Linked DNA regions of Mus musculus: region 1 is linked to region 2. A link is a loop called in an ENCODE intact Hi-C map of the cell type or tissue named here. Cell type or tissue: left cerebral cortex. All regions are shown on one strand. Links, peaks and the distances in the headings refer to the core of each region. The heading gives the core; the rest is flanking DNA.

Region 1 (9,375 bases), core at 854-8,853, 130 kb after region 2:
ATTCAGATACTCTAATGTGAGTCAAATCATATATGGCTCAAGAAGGTGACTAATAGATTTGCTATTTCATAAATACTATGTGACAGGCACCAACTCTGACTCATGTGAAAATATAGTCCAGGTAAGTACTTGTCTTACACTGCATTATAGGCAAACAAAGACACAAAGAACTTCAAAATCCCTTAGCAACAATGACTAGAGCTGTGGTTTAAATTCAGATAGTTAGACTGCAGTAATGGCTTCAACATTACTGTTCTCAGATGCCTTGATCTCTCCTATGAGCTTTCTCACGTTATGTCATGGGGTACTGGGGAGACCAGACTGACAGGAGAGGTTTTTTGTTTTGTTTGTTTGTTTGTTTTTTCTTCTCCTGCACTTCTTCAGTTTCCACCACACATGAAAAACGCTTTCTTTTCACAAGGCTGAGTTTTTGACAAATGCCACATATTCATCAATTAACAATGTATTTTAGTGACCTGGGTGATGTCACACTGAGTAATTCATACATGATGCAAATAATTACAGGATACTTGCTATGAGCCAGAAGTTGCTGTAAAAGCATATGTATCATTGGTGGATAAAAGAGACTGCATACCTGCCCGTGTGTAAGTTAGAGTTACAGGATATTTACAATGAGCTAGAAGCTACTATAAGAACATGTGTATCATTTGTGAGTAAAATAGACTGCCTAGCTTCTTGTGTGTAAGTTAGACTCTACTAGGAAAATGACAGTAGTAAATATATATATATATATATATATATATATATATATATATATATATATATATGTAACATACTATCTTACAGAATGATAGATAATAGAGAAAAATGTCTAGAATGGCTACAGAAGTAAGAATCTTTTAGAAAGTTAGAACTTGGAAACATAGAAGTTTAGAGAGCATATTGGAAGTGGACCATTGAGCAAATATTAAAAGAAGATCCAATTTTCTTGATTTCTTTATATATTTTAGAAACTGGACCTATACAGAATTGGAGAAAATATTTTTCTATTCTGTAGGCTCCATCTTGTCCTATTGCTGATGATTTTTGTCTTATAGAAAATTTTCAGTTTTGTTAAGTTTAATTTATTATCCTAATCTGAATATGGATCCCACTGTTGATCTTAATGCCAGTGCACTGGTGCTCTATTTAAGAAGTTATATACTAAGCTGGGCATGGTGGCGCATGCCTTTAATCCCAGCACTTGGAAGGCAGAGGCAGGTGAATTTCTGAGTTCGAGGCCAGCCTGGTCTACAAAGAGAGTTCCAGGACAGCCAGGGCTATACAGAGAAACCCTGGCTGGGAAACAAAACAAAACAAAATAAAACAAGTTATATACTGTTCCAATGCATTTCAGGCTATTTGCCACTTTCTCTCCCATCAGGTGCAATATGCATTGTTTTATGTTGAGGCCTTTGATCCAACTGGACTTGAGTTTTATGCAGGGTGATAGATGTGGGTCTATTGGCAGTATTCTGCATTCAGACATTCAGTTAGATGAGCACCATTTGCTGAAGTTTTTTTTTTTCCCCATTGTATAATTTTGGCTTCTTTATGAAAATACAGGTGTCCATAGGTGAGTAGACTTATGTCTAGGACATTAATTTGATTCTACTAATGGACATCACCATTTTTATGTCAATACCCTGCACTTTTTATTACTAAAGCTCTGCAGTAGAGCTTGAAATTGTGGTTGTTGCCGGGTGGTGGTTGCCCATACTTTTAATCCCAGCACTTGGGAGGCAGAGAGACAGAGACAGGAGGATTTTTGAGTTCAAGGCCAGCCTGGTCTACAAAGTGAGTTCTAGGACATCCAGGGCTATACAGAGAAACCCTGTCTTGAAAAAAAAACTGTGGATGTTGATACATCATGATGTTTGTTTATTGTATGCAATCATTTTTCACTATAATGTGTTTTGTTTTCCATGTGAGGCTGAGTATTGTACTTTCAAAATCCATAAAGACTTGTCTTGGAGTACTAATCACAATTTTGTTTAGCATGTAGATTGCTTTTGGTAAGATGGTCATTTTTATTACCTTAAATATACTAATCCATGAGCATGGTAGATCTTTCTATCTTCTGATATCTTCTTCAACTTCTTTCTTCAGAAACATTGTTGCTGTGATACAGGTCTTTCAATTGTGTGGTTAGAGTTACTGCAAGACATTTTTTAATATCTATGGGTATTGGGCATGGTGTTCTTTCTCTTATTTCTCTCTCAACTAACTTGTTATTTATATATAGGATGGCTGCTGACTTTTGATTTATTCTTGTATCCAGATACTTTGCTGAAGATGGTTATCAAATGAAGGAGTTCCCTGAGAATTTTTTGGAGTTGTGTATATATATATCATATCATCAGCAAATATCAATATTTTGATGTCTTCTTCCTAATTTGTATATCCTTGGCCTCCTTTAGTATCTTATTGCTTCAACTGAACCGTCAAGTACTGTATTGAATAGATACAGAGATAGTAAACAGTCTTACCTTCTTCCTGACATCAAAAAACCAAATGATCCAATTAAACAGAGTACAGGTTCAGAGAGTTCTCAGGAGAGGAATTTCAAATGGCCAAGAAACACTTAAATAAATGGTCAATATTCTTAGCCATCATGGAAATGCAAATCAAATTGACACTGAGATTCTGTCTTACACATGCCAGAATGGCTAAAATAAAAACTCATGCTGGCAGGCTAGAGAGATGGTTCAGTGGTTAAGAGCACTGACTACTCTTCTAAAGCTCATGAGTTAAATTCCCAGCTACTGGATGATAGCTCACAACAATCTGAAATGGGATCAAATGCCCTCTTCTGTTGTGTCTAAAGACAGAGAAAGTATACTCATATACATTAAATAAATAAACAAACAAACAAACAAACAAACAAATTAATTATGTTGGTTAGGATGTAGAGCAAAGGGAATATTCCTCAGTTTCTGGTGGAAGTTCAAACTTGTACAGCCACATTGGAAATCAGTATCAAAGTTCCCCATAAAATTGGGACTCAATCTACCTCAAGATACAGCTACACCACTCCTGACCATGCACTCAATGGATATTTTATCCTACCACAAAGACATTTGCCCAACTTTATTGATAGCAGATTCAGTCATAATAACAAGAAACTGTAAAGGATCTAGATGTCCCTCAACCAAAGAATGGATTGAGGAAATATGGTAGTTATACAGTGAAGTGTTAGTCAGCTCTTAAAGAAAATGTTATTATGAAATTTGAAATCAAAGGGATGGAAAGTTAAAAACTATTCCAGAATTAATTAATCCAGACCAAGAAAGGGAAATATGACTGATGAGTACACAGTTGTCATCAGAATTCCTTCTTCCAGCAACTGATGGAAACATGCAGAAACCCACAGCCAACCATTAGGCAGAGCTCAGGGAATTTTGATGAGTTGGGGGGGAGTCATTGAAAGATCCATAAGTGTCTTGGACACCACAGAAAACCCACAGAACCAAGGAACTTCCGTTCATAAAAGCTCACAGAGTCTGAACTGACTGGAGGAGCATGCATAGGTCCAATAAATGCCCTCTGTATGTATGTTATAATAGCATAAATTACTGTTTTTGTGAAGCTCCTATCAAATTGACTGGGTAATATTTCTGATGTTTTTTTCATGGATTAGAGACACTATTCCACCTACTCTGTTGCATTATCTGACCATAGTATGAGAGGGGAGTCTAATTTTTTATGCCATGTTTGGTCGATATCCTAGGAGTCCTGGCGTTTTCTGCTGAGAATGAAAGAAGATATATAATGAGATGAGGGAGGGGGAGGTACTAAGAGGAGAGGAAAGAAGGGAAAACTTGATGTAGATGTAATATATAAGAGAGTAAATTTAAGAAAAAAGATGATCCAAGGCTGAGACACATGGACATGATATAAGTAGATTAAAGAATTCATGTCCACCAAACCAAACCTACAGAGAATACTGGAAGCAACACTTCAAAATGAGGAGAGGGATAAACACAGCAAAAAAATTTCAATGAAAATTATATTATAGTTACTGAGATACTAACTAGGGTCATGCATACAAAACAGAAAAACAATAGTCAAACAACGTCAACACTTATCTTTTAATAAAATATTAAATGTCCATTGTCTTGATCCTTTTAACAAATAATATGGGTATGCTGAATGGATTAAGAATGAAAAATATACAGGAAGGATGCTGATTTATCTGAGTTAATTTTATATCTGGTCACTTTGCTGAAATTGTTTATAAGCTGGAGAAGTTCTCTGGTAGAATTTTTGGGGTTGCTTATGTATACTATCATACCATTTGCAAATAGTGATACCTTTATTTCTTCTTTACCAATTTTTGTCCTCTTCATCTCTTTTTGTTTTATTGTTCTAGCTAACACTTTGAATACCATATTGAATAGATATGGGGAAAGTGTGTATCCTTGTCTTGTCCCCGATTTCAGTGGGATTGCCTCAAGTATGGCACCATTTAATTTGATCTTGGCTGTTGGTTTGCAGTTAATTCCTTTTATTATGTTTATGTATGGGCCTTGATCTCCTGATCTCTCCAATAGTTTTAACATGAAGGGGTGTTATATTTTGTCAAATGCTTTTTCTGCATCTAAGGACGTGATCGTGTGATTTTTTTCTTTCTGCTTGTTTATATAGTGGATTACATTAATGGATTTTCATATATTAAACCAACATTGCATGAAGCCTATTTGACCGTGGTAAATGATGGTTTTGATGTGTTCTGGGATTTGGTTTGCAAGAATTTTATTGAGTATTTTTGCATCGATATTCATAAGCAAGATTGGTCTGAAGTTCTCTTTTTTGATTGGGTCTGTGTGTGGTTTTGGTATCAGAGTAATTGTGGCTTCATAGAATGAGTTTGGTAGTGTTCCTTCTCTTTCTATTTTGTGGAATAGTTTGAGGAAAATTGGTATCAGGTCTTCTGTGAATGTCTGGTAAAATTCTGCACTAAATCCACCTAGCCCTGTGTTGCTATTTTTTGCTTGTTGATTTTTGGTTGTTTGTTTGTTTTGTTTGTTTGTTTTTGCTTGTGAGGTTTTTAATGACTTCTTCTATTTCCTTGTATGATATGGGCCTGTTTAGATAGTTTGGAAAAACAATCCCATCATTTGAGTAAATAACTTCATTTATACAATATCTTAAGTCTCCCCTTTCTGTGAGTTTTTAATACAGTATGTTGTAAAAATAACTCTGTGCTAAGTTTCATAGCACATAATTTTTGTAGAGTCAAATCCATAACTCCAGAATGTAAAAACTGCACTACAGATGTTCAAAGTACAAGTAGAAGAAACATAAATATGATTGATATTAGCACCAAAACAAAGCACATAAACCTAAGGTACATCCACAGAATTATTCACTTGCCTTTGCCCACTTTCTGAAATGAAGAGACAATTTCTTGCTTAACTTTTTGACTCTGTCTTTGGACAGTTTTACTTTTCTCCTTTGCAGGATACTGCAATGAAATAATATCTAACTTTTTTTTATTGGTTATGCCTTCAGATGTTTGTTAACATATCATGGCTCTGTGTTTCATGAGAGTCTTGTGAAGGTAAATATAACCCAAATCTTCAGGCGATAAAAACAAAAACAAAACCAAAAACCTACATCTTGGTTATAATAGCTGAATAGTATTCCATTGTGTAGATGTACCATATTTTTTAATCCATTCATTAGGTGAGGGACATCTAGGTTGTTTCCAGTTTCTGACTGTTACAAATAAAGCTGATATGAACATAATTGAAAAAAGTATGTTTGTAAGATGTTGGAGCATCTTTTTCATATATGCCCAGGAGTGGGTCTTAAGGTAGAATTATCTGCAGTTTTCTATGAAACCAAAAAAATAAAAAAATAAAAAAAAAATAAAGGTTTTCTAAAGTACTTTTACAAGTTTGCACTCCCAACAGCAATGGAGGAGTATTCTTGCTTCACAACTTTACCAGTACGTTCTAGCTTTTGTTTTGTTTTGTTTTGTTTTTGTTTTGTTTTGTTTTTCTTTTTTCTTTTTATTCATTCACTTTACATCCAGCTCACTGTTCCTCTTTTTTTTTTTTGACAATTTTTTTTTAATTAGGTATTTTCCTCGTTTACATTTTCAATGCTATCCCAAAGGTCCCCCAAACCCACCCCCGCAATCCTCTACCCACCCACTGCCCCTTTTTGGCCCTGGTGTTCCCCTGTACTGGGGCATATAAAGTTTGCAAGTCCAATGGGCCTCTCTTTGTAGTGATGACTGACTAGGCCATCTTTTGATACATATGCAGCTAAAGACAAGAGCTCCCGGGTACTGGTTAGTTCATATTGTTGTTCCACCTATAGGGTTACAGTTCCCTTTAGCTCCTTGGGTAATTTCTCTAGCTCCTCCATAAGGGGCCGTGTGACCCATCCAATAGCTGACTGTGATCATCCACTTCTGTGTTTGCTAGGCCCCGGCATATTCTCACAAGAGAGAGCTATATCTGGGAGACAGGGTTTCTCTGTATAGCCCTGGCAGTCCTGAAACTCACTTTGTAGACTAGGCTGGTCTTGAACTCAGAAATCTGCCTGTCTCTGCCTCCCAATTGCTGGGGTTAAAGATGCAGAGGCCATGGAGGGATGTTCTGTACTGGCTTGCCTCACCTGGCTTGCTCAGCCTGCTCTCTTATAGAACCCAAGACTACCAGCCCAGAGATGGTTACACCCATAAGGGGCCTTTTCCCCTTGATCACTAATTGAGAAAATGCCTTACAGTTGGATCTCATGGAGGCATTTCCTCAACTGAAGATCCTTTCTCTGTGATAACTCCAGCTGTGTCAAGTTGACACAAAACTAGCCAATACAGTAAGCTTAAATGAAATAATGTCTTAACACTTATAAAGTAGCTTGATAAGTTTATTCTATAAATGTAACATGGTAAATAGGGGGCAATTTGAACGTCAGTGGCATGTGCCTACATGCTACCTCATCTCTTACAAAGAACTAAAGCAGAAACCAACTGCACTTTGAGGCAACCCACTATGGAGATGAGAAGGAACTCATCAAGAGAGTGTCTAGAACTTTGGCTGGGATGAGGGCACAGAAAACTGAACTTAGTCTAAAAACTGTGGAATTTACTTTCCAGAGTGGATTTGAGAATCTCATCTAACTCCCTTTCCATGAATGTAGGCGATCATAGGTAGGGGAAGCATTATGTTATTACAGCTTTATCTATTTAAGAAAATAAGCTGAAGTCTGCATAGCAGCTATGCCTGGGGACAGAGGGCAACCACACCTGTCCTCTCTCTTCTATTGTCAGAGAACAGGTAATAGTAGCTATGTACTATCTAAACCATTGAAGTATTTCAGACAGAAATCCCAGGACATTAGCACTTGGGTTATAGCCTCACTATTCATCTTACCCAGAAGAACAATGAGAGCAACATGTGATCTGTCCAGTGCACCATGGTGATGGAGGAGAAAAGTACCTCAGCAAAGAGAAGACTAGATCATGTTAGGTAGGAATAAGAGTCAAGAACATTCCATTTCTTTTGCTAAAGGATATGTGGTCATCAATATGTGCTGTGCATTAATGTTAGGATTAAGAATAAGTGAACACTGTTTATCTGCCACGACTTTGCCTCTAGGTCCTATCTTAATTTGTTGCAAAGTCCATGGCCTGATCAAACAACATAATAGGCAAATTATGTTTCTTCTGATGTTTCTGCTATATTTAAAATGGTCTTATGCCATTGTGGCTGTTTGTTTTATGGACAAGAGCTTGAGACCCCTTCTTCTCATCAGGCTTCAGAGCCAAAGTCATGTTCGCATAGCTGAGATTAACTCCATATGTATTGAAGAAATATCATTCTTCTGTTACTAGCACTGCCCCTGTTGGAATGCTTATACACTGTGCTTCCTCTCCTCCATTCTGCAGTCACTGTATGCCTCACCTATGTAGGTTGTTTATGGCTTTATAGTTCTCTTTGGCTTGATCATGTAATGAACTGTGGTAAAGTTGTTAGAATAACCTAAAATGTACAGAGGGACTTTATCATAGTGCTAGGTTGGAAATAAAACTTACACTGTATAATAGACAATCTTCAGGAGAAAGCACATTTACTATAAAGGACCTTTCATCAATGTAGCAGAGATAACAGATTATTCAATGCATAAATCTCAAGTAGAACTTTCAAGTGTTCACTGAAAACCAGAAGATGACAAGGTACCAGCAGGATGAATTTTAAAGTACAACATAATCCTAGTAACAGTTTCTGAAGGACATCATATCAATTAAATTCCTGGCAAGGAACTTTAAGAAAAGATTATAAGGATGGAATGATTTGATAACATGCATTGTAAGTATAAGTGATATTACAGATCTTCCTTCCTCAAGAGAGCACAGGCATGGAACTATGGTCCATGACCCTTGGATGGTTTGAGTTTTAACATTGGAAAGGTGAGAGGAAGGAAGCTGAGGTGTCAGTACTGAAACATGAATGAATACACTTAGAAGAAAAAGCTAAAGGCCAGCGATCCCCCACTCCCCCAATAGCCATCTAGGTTTATCTAGCAGTGAACTTGAGTGGCATCTCAAGCGAAGTGATCAGCTCAGGCTAAACAAGTCCAGGGAAATATCCTGCATGACCTGTATATTTTAGCTGAAATTCCTTTTTTTCAGATGCCTGGGTCCCAAGACTAGGTTCTTTACTCTCACATCAAGTGTGATCCTTCAGAAAATTCTACAGGCTCTACTTCAGCACTTATGGAAACAGAGATCTCTTCCTGTCCCTCTCCTTCCAGTATCCTGGGCAAGCGGTCTTTGCTCAATTCTCACATGCATTAACCTTCTTCTATTTCTCCTTGAAGAGTTTGTGTTCAATCATGAGATAAAAAAAAATCAATTTAAAATTCATATAATGCTATGGTGCTTCTTTAAGCTCAGCCTGAAGTTGCTCCAATTTTCTTAGACTGAAAACGCTAACATTAAATGGAAGGAAGCTCCACTTATGGCCTTTACATATACTAATGCCTTCAGTAAAGCTTTTCAGTAATGCTTGGCCACATGACTCATTCTCATATTCCATTTTTATCTTTATATATCTCTAATGTTTTATCAATTTTCTTCTTCTCAATGATGTTCATACTCATCACCCAGTTTTTGATATCTAAGTCTCCAAAAGTCTTTTTATTTTTTTAGACAATTGGACGTATGTCCAAATATACTTCATTAAAATATTATACATTTCACAATTATTTTATTATCACTTACCCTAAGAGAATCTAAGTTCTACATGAGTGACTATGCCTCTAATTCTTTTCCCCATTGCCACACACGTTCCCAGAACAGCCTCTAACTCCTAGTGAGTATCCAACAAACATCTTCCCTATGTAATATTCATTCAGTTT
Region 2 (9,375 bases), core at 656-8,655:
AAATCAGCTGAAGTCTGCATAGCAGCTATGCCTTGGGGCAGAGGCCAACCACACCTGTCCTCTCTCTTCTATTGTCAGAGAGCAGGTAATAGTAGCTATGTACTATCTAAACCATTGAAGTATTTCAGACAGAAATCCCAGGACATTAGCACTTGGGTTATAGCCTCACTATTCATCTTACCCAGAAGAACAATGAGAGCAACATGTGACCTGTCCAGTGCACCATGATGATGTAGGGGAAATGTACTTCAGCAAAGAGAAGACTAGATCATGTTAGGTAGGAATAAGAGTCAAGAACATTGCATTTCTTTTGCTAAAGGATATGTGGTTATCAATATGTGCTGGGCATTAATGATAGGATTAAGAATAAGTGAACACTGTTTATCTGTCACGACTTTGCCTCTAGGTCCTATCTTAATTTGTTACAAAGTCCATGGCCTGATTAAACAACTTAATAGGCAAATTATGTTTCTTCTGATGTTTCTGTCTATATTGAGAATGGCCTCATGCCATTGTGGCTGTTTGTTTTATGAACAAGAACTTCAGACCCCTTCTTCTCATCAGGCTTCAGAGCCAAAGTCATGTTCGCATAGCTGAGATTAACTCCGTATGTATTGAAGAAATACCATTCTATTGTTACTAGCACTGCCCCTGTTGGAATGCTTATACACTGTGCTTCCTCCCCTCCATTCTGCAGTCACAGTATGCCTCACCTATGTAGGTTGTTTATGGCTTTATAGTTCTCTTTGGCTTGATCATGTAATGAACTTTGGTAAAGTTATTAGAATAATCTAAAATGTAAAGAGGGACTTTATCACAGTGCTAGGTTGGAAATAAAACTTACACTGTATAATACACAATCTTCAGGAGAAAGCACATTTACTATAAAGGACCTTTCATCAATGTAGCAGAGATAACAGATTATTCGATGCATAAATCTCAAGTAGAACTTTCAAGTGTTCACTGAAAACCAGAAGTTGACAAGGTACCAGCAGGATGCCTTTTAAAGTACAACATAATTCTAGCAACAGTTCCTGAAGGACATCATATCAGTTAAATTCCTGGCAAGGAACTTTAAGAAAAGATTATAAGGAGTGAATGATTTGATAGCATACATTGGAAGTATAAGTGATATTACAGATCTTCCTTCCTCAAGAGAGCACAGGCATGGAACTATGGTCCATGACCCTTGGATGGTTTGAGTTTTAACATATTGGAAAGGTGGGAGGAAGGAAGCTGAGGTGTCAGTACCGAAACATGAATGAATACACTTAGAAGAAAAAGCTAAAGTCCAGCCCTTCCCAGCTTCCCCAATAGCCATCTAGGTTTATTTAGCAGTGAACTTGAGTGGCTTCTCGAGCGAAATTATCATCTCAGGCTAAACAAGTCCAGGGAAATGTCCTGCATGACCTGTATATTTTAGCTGAAATTCCTTTTTTTCAGATGCCTGGGTCCCAAGACTAGGGTCTTTACTCTCACATCAAGTGTGATCCTTCAGAAAATTCTACAGGCTCCACTTCAGCACTTAAGGAAACAGAGATCTCTTCCTGTCCCTCTCCTTCCAGTATCCTGGGCAAGCGGTCCTTGCTCAATTCTCACATGCATTAACCTCCTTCTATTTCTCCTTGAAGAGTTTGTGTTCAATCATGACATAAAAAAATCAATTTAAAATTCATATATACTGTGGTGCTTCTTTATGCTCAGCCTGAAGTTGCTCCAATTTACTTAGACTGAAAGCGCTAACATTCAATGGCAGGAAGCTCTACTTATGGCCTTTACATATGCTAATGCCTTCAGTAAAGCTTTTTGGTAATGCTTGGCCACATGACTCATTCTCATATTCCATTTCTATCTTTATATATCTCTAATATTTTATCAATTTTCTTCTTCTCAATGATGTTCATACTCATCACCCAGTTTTTGATATCTAAGTCTCCAAAAGTCTTTTTATTTTTTTTAGACAATTGGACATTTGTCCAAATATACTTCATTAAAATATTATACATTTCACCATTTTTTATTATCACTTACCCTAAGAGAATCTAAGATCTACATGAGTGACTATGCCTCCAATTCTTTTCTCCATTGCCACACACGTTCCCAGAACAGCCTCTAACTCCTAGTGAGTAGACAACAAACATCTTCCCTATGTACTATTCATTCAGTTTGACATCTTTCTAAGTCACTGGAACTCATTTTAAATTGGTAATCTATGGAGAATAGAAGCCAAGTGAAGGACATTTTCAAGAAAAACTGTTTGCATGTAAGAATGAAGAGTCTAGGAAATAAAAACTATAGACCCAGTCCTTACTTCATTATGCTAAAGCTCACAGGACCAAACAGAGTTTCTGTGAAGTTATTTACTAAGACCTCAGTCAGAAAGCCTGAGAACAGTCCAAAGTTCTAGATGTTGCAATAACTGTTGTTTGTACTTTTGATCCCTTTGTGTGTCAGTGTCAGTGTGACAAGATCATGAAACTGATATGTTGGCCCATATGATGTAGAAGTATGGATTGCTTCTCACAGAATCTGGGACATGGTGAATTTTTATGACTTTGAAAAGTAAAGTAATTTCTCCATTAATTTACTGAGTCATGGAGGCCTCAACTGACACTAAATGATCTGCATAAAAATATGGATCTGGTTACAGTTTATGAAGTTGAGTTTAGCTATAGAAACAAATGTTGATCTAAATATAATTATAGCTTGCCATTTATCTTTTTATTGATTTGAAAAGCAACTGGGATCAGCAGTTTAAATGAAGAAATACTTCGTCTAGCTAATTGTTTCAGACAGAAAAAGATTCTGAGGGTTGACTGTTCCATTTGTCTCACTTTGGGCAGAAGCTCATCATGATGATGGTCTGTGATGGAACAATGTTGTTCATCTCGTGATGGCAGGAAACACTGAGTGGCAAGAATGGATGTGGGCTACATCCTTCAAAGACATGTTTCTGTGACCTACCCCACTAGTCCTTCACATCCAAAAACTGAACCAACTTTCAAAATAGTGCCATAATCTGTTGAAAGGATTTTTAGTACATGGACTTTTGGATATGTTTGAAACTCAAAGCATAACATTTGTGTAAAACCACTTCCAAGTACAGAAGCAAATTTCTAATGTAAATCAATCAATAAGATCAGAAGTTGTCCTACATATTACAGTTTAGAATTTTAATTCACTAACAGTTCTTTTGCACTGAGATTTGGGGGAATCCATCAGAAAACCATGAGGTAGGAAGACAGCAGTAAAGCAAAGAGTGGCTGGAACATGAATAAAAAGAATACAGCAGGGCCATACATCACTGAGATATGCCCTTCATCCTTCTGGCCATGTAGGCTGGTAACATTTAGACAAAACAAGTTGTATTTATATACTTAGGAACATATAGATATATATGAGTAAGTGTGTGTATGGGTGTGTGTGTGTGTGTGTGTGTGTGTGTGTAAAGCACTTAAAGAAAGAAATAAACAAGGGCTATGGACTTGAAAAAGAGACAGCAGAGAAATGAAGTAATTATATATTAATTTTAGAAAATTTGAAATACAGAAAGCTTCAGGAAGTGTTAAAAGAATCAGCAGGACTATTCTCTTACCGCTACTCCCAGGTGCAGAGAGAGTGTAATGAGGACATTTAAAAATTAAACTTTTATCTTGTTAGACAATATAACACATGAGCCAAAGTGGAACCTGAAGGTTGCTATGCCCAGACCTAAAGCCACGGAATCAGTAATAGAGTCTTCCTCACCACCGAAAAATGAACAGCTAACAAATATTCTTAGGTGAACCGTGAGCAGGGAACACTCAGTGTGTCACTAATCCTGTTTGCTACAAGTAGAAGGAAGGAAAGTTCACTGGAGAAGATTGAGAAGACCAGGGACATGTGGGGACCTGTTATGGATACATTGCTTATACTCTACATATCAATGCCATAATCTCATGTGCCATATAGTGACTATATATGGTGGAGAGTATTTAAGGAGTTAAAATCAATAGAAGTCATTTGGGTGAGTATTAACCCAATGTGATTGGTTTTATTTCAGGAAGTAGAAAATATCCACAGAGAAAGAATGAGGTAAGATAATACATAAAGACAGAAAGAGAAGGTTTAATTTATAAAGTAGAAGCATCTTGGAAAAAATATCTCTGTGGGCACCTTGACTCTGAGATTCCAGTTTTCAGAATTTTGAGGAAATGAATGTCTACTCTTTTGACCACCACACTGTGGTACTTGTTACAGCAACCACAGCAGTAAAATACAGCGTTAGATGAGAAAAATATTAGTACATGCTTGTCATGGAAGCAATAACCATGTGAGAAGACTGAGATCAGTTGAGGGAGGAACTGCAGGCCTGAAGACAAAATGAGAAACCTACGCAAGACAGTATAGTGGCTGAGTATTGCCTAACATGCTTCACCTAGAATCCTGTCAGTGGTCTGCATGTCAGCCTCAGTGTTTCAGGAAATGAGCAGAGAGTACTGAGCTTAGTGACAGGTAGCCCCGTCAGCTTCATTGGCAGTGACTCCTGGCTCTGATGGGCCTAAGAGATACAGTAATTTAAGTGAGATTCTGTGAACCAACTTTTATTAGGTGAAGTATTAGAAATCATGCTTTTTGAAGCATTTTTTAATAGGATGTTCTAGCTAAATGCTGCAACTTATCAACATGCTGAGCAGTGCTCAGGATTCAGGTAAAGACCCGAGACAACATGCTGGATTTCTCTCCTGGTGGCAGTTCAGGTGGTTACCCTTATTTCTGTAGTTTCAATAGCAGAAGATAGTCCAGAAGCAGGAAGATGATGCTATTGTTGTAACATGCTCACCTGTAAGTCCCAGGAGTAGAGTCATGAGCAGGGTTCTGTGGAGAGTATGTGGCCGGAAGTCCAGGTGATGCATGGTCAGGGTTAAGGAGTCTTTTCTACTTTCTCGTGAGGTCGTAGCTTCTGGCTGAAGAGAAAAGATGTACTGTGGCTTTTTCTGCAAACAGGATATGTCAGTGTTATGGAGAAACAGGAACAATACAGGTTATTTTGAAATAGATTCACAGTATTACAAGAAGCTGCAATGGAAGAGTTGTTTTTAACAGTTATTTGCAGAGAAACTCAGATATTTATACTTTAAGTAATCCTTTCTCTTTCTCTTAAACCTGTCTTGGATTCCTGTGGTTTCAAGATATCTTGACTTAGTAACTCCCCAGTTAGAATCCCCAAAAAAGAGTGTTTCCCATACACCCAAGTCTATATATCATTTTCCAGTGCCACATAAAACTTCACAGTTAAGGCCATATTTGTGAGAACAGCTCAGTGCTGGAGTAAACAAGATGTTTTTTCTCATGATCCTTTGAATGTCTTTTACTAATATCCTGATAAATGTAGTCAAAGTGAGACTTAAAGGCCTTTTTTGCATACACAAACATGTAACTTAGTATATGTTACAAATAGTATTAATTCTCAACCAGGCATACAAGAAACAGGCCACTAGGAACATATGTAAGTTTGATAAGGTTTAGAAGGCCTTTTAAACCATCTGAGTGGGATGTCTTTAGTTAATTGGTTTGAGAAAACTCATGTTAATTTTGGACAAAATTATGTTCTAGGTAGGGCATCTTGAACAATAAAATGGATAGGGTTAGATGAATTATAGCATATATGCATAAACTCTTTGCTCCCTACTCTTATCAATGGATATATAATGACTCCATGCTTCAAAATCTTGCCACCCTAATATCGCTACAATGATAAATTATAATTTGGAGTTGTAAACTCAATAAATCCGTGATCTTTTAAGTTGCCTTTGCCAGATGTTTCAATCATATCATCCTGATTTTTTTTTTCAGAGAGGAAATGGGAACCTTTTTTTTTTTTGTTGTTGGATATTTTATTTATTTACATTTCAAATGTTATCCCCTTTCCTGGTTTCTCCTCCTCAAACCCTCTATCCCATCTCCCACCCCTGTTTCTGTGAGGGTGCTCCCCCTCCCACACACCTATTCACTTCTGCCTCACTGCCCTAGCATTACCCTACACTGGGGCATCAAGCTTTCACAGAACCAAGGGTTCCCACCCACTGATGCTAGATAAGGCCTTCCTCTGCTACATATGCAGCTGGAACCATGGGTTTCATTCTTTGATTGATGGTTTAGTCCCTGGGACCTCTGGTGGTCTGATTTGTTGATATTGTTTTTTGCCTATGGGGTTGCAATCCCCTTCAGCTCCTTCAGTCCTTCTCCTAACTCCTCCATGGGGTTTCCCATGCTCAGTCCAATAGTTGACTGCATCAACATCTGTACTGGTCAGCCTCTGGCAGAGCCTCTCAGGAGTCAGCTTTTGACTTCTTTAAAATGGGAACATTTTAATAAGTATATTCCTTTTTCTTCTTTTTTTTTTAATTAGATATTTTCTTTATTTACATTTCAAATGCTATCCTGAAATTCCCCTACACCCTCCCTCTGCCCTGCTCCCCAATCCATCCACTCCTGCTTTCTGGCCCTGGCATTCCCTTGTACTGGGGCATATGATCTTATATTCTTAATGGAGCATGAATGTGTACATCAGTATACTCTGAAGGAAACTGAGTAGATTGCTTCTTGAGACATGGAGAACTAGTTGAAACAAGGATGTCAGTTTCTATTTTGTTAGAAAGAAGATATTTCAATTCTTACTGTGTTCAGATAGGAACTAGGGAGAAAGACGTATAAGGGTCCTCACTAACTTTAGATATGTGCTGGGAAAAAGAGCAAGAAAGCTAATCGTCAAGACCAAATTCTCTCCTATCTAATCCAGGTGTAAGAAATGTTTGCTTTGGTGTTTTAGGGGGTGGAAGAGCTAATCTTGGCTGTGAACACGATACCAGGGTACCTGAGAACAGGAACCTCAGTTGAGAAATTTTCTGCTCAATGCTGCCCTATGGGTATATCTGTGGTTTACTCTTTCCATTGGAAACTTAGGAAGATCTAGCTCAATTTGGGCAATGCTACCTTATGCAGGTGAACCCAAGCAGAATAAGAATGGAACTCAAGCCAGGTATGGTGGCACATGCCTTTAATCTCATCAATCAGACAGAGTCAGGTGCATCTCCCTGAGTTTGAGGCCAGCCAGTAGTACATAGCAAGACCCTGTTAACGGAAAATGAAAATTCCACTTTCATTTAATTTGAATATACTTATTTTCATCATTTGCCAACTTAGCCTCTTGATATCTCGCTTTCATTGTCATACAATAAGTCATGCCAGTAAAGTAGAAGACAGACAATGAGAATTTTAAGATACCACTTTACACTTATTGGCTAGAAGGCTGTGCATACGTTTGAGGATGCAAACAAATTTAGAGATAACTGGAAGGACTACAGTGAAGTATTTCTAGTTGAAAATGATGCTTCTGTGTAAGAAGCATATGAACCTCAACTGAATTATAGAAGTGACAAAACTTTGACAACTTTTTTGGATCACGGTAGGAATTGGCCATGAGCCTTTGTCCAATGTTGTAATATTATTCACTAACCAAGTACAGAATTGAAATGTATTTGTGATCTTCACATGAACCCGTCGAAGGCTGCCAAGGACCCCAGAGTACTCTCCATTCCTCAGGACCTCCGGATCACCTCGGGATCACAGGCGAGTGGATCGCAACATCAACTCCAAAGAATCAAGGAGGGTCTTGTGCCAGCAGGAACAGGGACAAAGGAACTGTGGGAAGCCGCCCTCACATTCGCGCAAGATGGCGCTGACATCCTGTGTTCTAAGTGGTAAACAAATAATCTGCGCATGTGCCAAGGGTAGTTCTCCACTCCATGTGCTCTGCCTTCCCCGTGACAACAACTCGGCCGATGGGCTGCAGCCAATCAGGGAGTGACACGTCCTAGGCGGAGGATAATTCTCCTTAAAGGGGAAGGAGTTTCGCCATTCTCTCTCTTGCTCTGGCTCTTGCTCTAGCTCACTTGCCCTCTTGCTCTCTTGCGCTCTGGCTCCTAAAGATGTAAGCAATAGAGCTCTTGCTGAGTACTTTCTTTTTGGAGGCACTCAGGGCTACGTGTTTTCCTCTTAGGACTGCTTTCATTGTGTCTCATAAGTTTGGGTATGTTGTGGCTTCATTTTCATTAAACTCTAAAATGTCTTTCATTTCTTTTTTTATTTCTTCCTTGACCAAGATATCATTCGGTAGAGTGTTGTTCAGTTTCCACATGAATGTTGGCTTTCTAACATTTATGCTGTTATTGAAGATTAGCCTTAGTCCGTGGTGATCTGATAGGATGCATGGGATAATTTCAATAATTTGTATCTGTTGAGGCCTGTTTTGTGACCAATTATATGGTCAGTTTTGTAGGAGGTACCATGAGGTGCTGAGAAGAAGGTATATCCTTTTGTTTTAGGATAAAATCTAATAGGCCTGCCTTTATATGTTACTTGACTTTTTCCCTTACTGCTTTGAGTATTCTGTCTTTATTTAGTGCATTTGTTGTTCTGATTATTATGTGTCGGGAGGAATTTCTTTTCTGCTCCAGTCTATTTGGAGTTCTGTAGGCTTCTTGTATGTTCATGAACATCCCTTTCTTTAGGTATGGGAAGCTTTCTTTTATAATTTTGTTGAAGATATCTGCTGGCCCTTTAAGTTGAAAAATCTTCTTTCTCATCTACTCCAGATTTGCTCTTCCATTATGTCCTGGAATCCCTGGATGTTTTGAGTTAGGAACTTTTTGCATTTTGTATTTTCTTGGATTGTTGTGTCCATGTTTTCTATGGAATCTTCTGCATCTGAGATTCTATCTTCAATCTCTTGTATTCTGTTGCTGATGCTCACATCTATGGTTCCTGATTTCTTTCCTAGGGTTTCTATCTCCAGAGTTCTCTCCCTTTGGGTTTTCTTCATTGTTTTTGCTTCCATTTTTAGAAAGTTCTCAGCTATTAAAAACAATGAATTTATGAAATTCTTAGAAAAATGGATGTATCTGGAGGATATCATCCTGAGTGATGTAACCCAATCACAAAAGAAGTCACTTGATATGCACTCACTGATAAGTGGATATTAGCCCAGAAACCTAGAATTCCCAAGATACAATTTAAAAATACAAGAAAATCAAGAAAAAGGAAGACCAACTCATGGATACTTCATTCCTCCCTAGAATAGGGAATAAAATACCCATAGAAAGAGTTACAGAGACAAAGTTTGGAGCTAAGACGAAAGTATGGTCCATTCAAAGACTGCTCCACACAGAGGTCCATCATCAGACACCAAAAGCAGACACTACTGTACATGACATCAAGATTTTGCTGAAAGGATCCAGATATAGCTGTCTCCTGTGAGGCTATGCCAGTGTCTGGCAAATACAGAAGTGGATGCTCACAGTCATCTATAGGATGAAACACAGGGCACCCAATGGA

What was found. Peaks named below come from ENCODE experiments on the same cell type or tissue, not always from the same donor. Only the 100,000 strongest peaks of a DNase experiment are listed, where the experiment ranks them.
Region 1: it touches region 2 in a loop (3-fold over the local background); 11 of 42 quality-filtered maps call a loop at or near these places.

Annotation. Positions count from the first base shown.
Region 1 is chr3:15,452,264-15,461,638 of GRCm38, forward strand. No RefSeq gene overlaps it. Among named protein-coding and RNA genes, the nearest start is that of Sirpb1a, 31 kb to the left of the region's middle. In left cerebral cortex, for the core only: no CTCF peak of the experiment used is centred there; no DNase peak of the experiment used is centred there.
Region 2 is chr3:15,327,328-15,336,702 of GRCm38, forward strand. It overlaps Gm9733 (predicted gene 9733), which reads right to left and starts at 4,975. Exons shown (of 3, transcript NM_001076679.2): 1 at 4,823-4,975. The coding sequence starts at 4,895. In left cerebral cortex, for the core only: no CTCF peak of the experiment used is centred there; no DNase peak of the experiment used is centred there.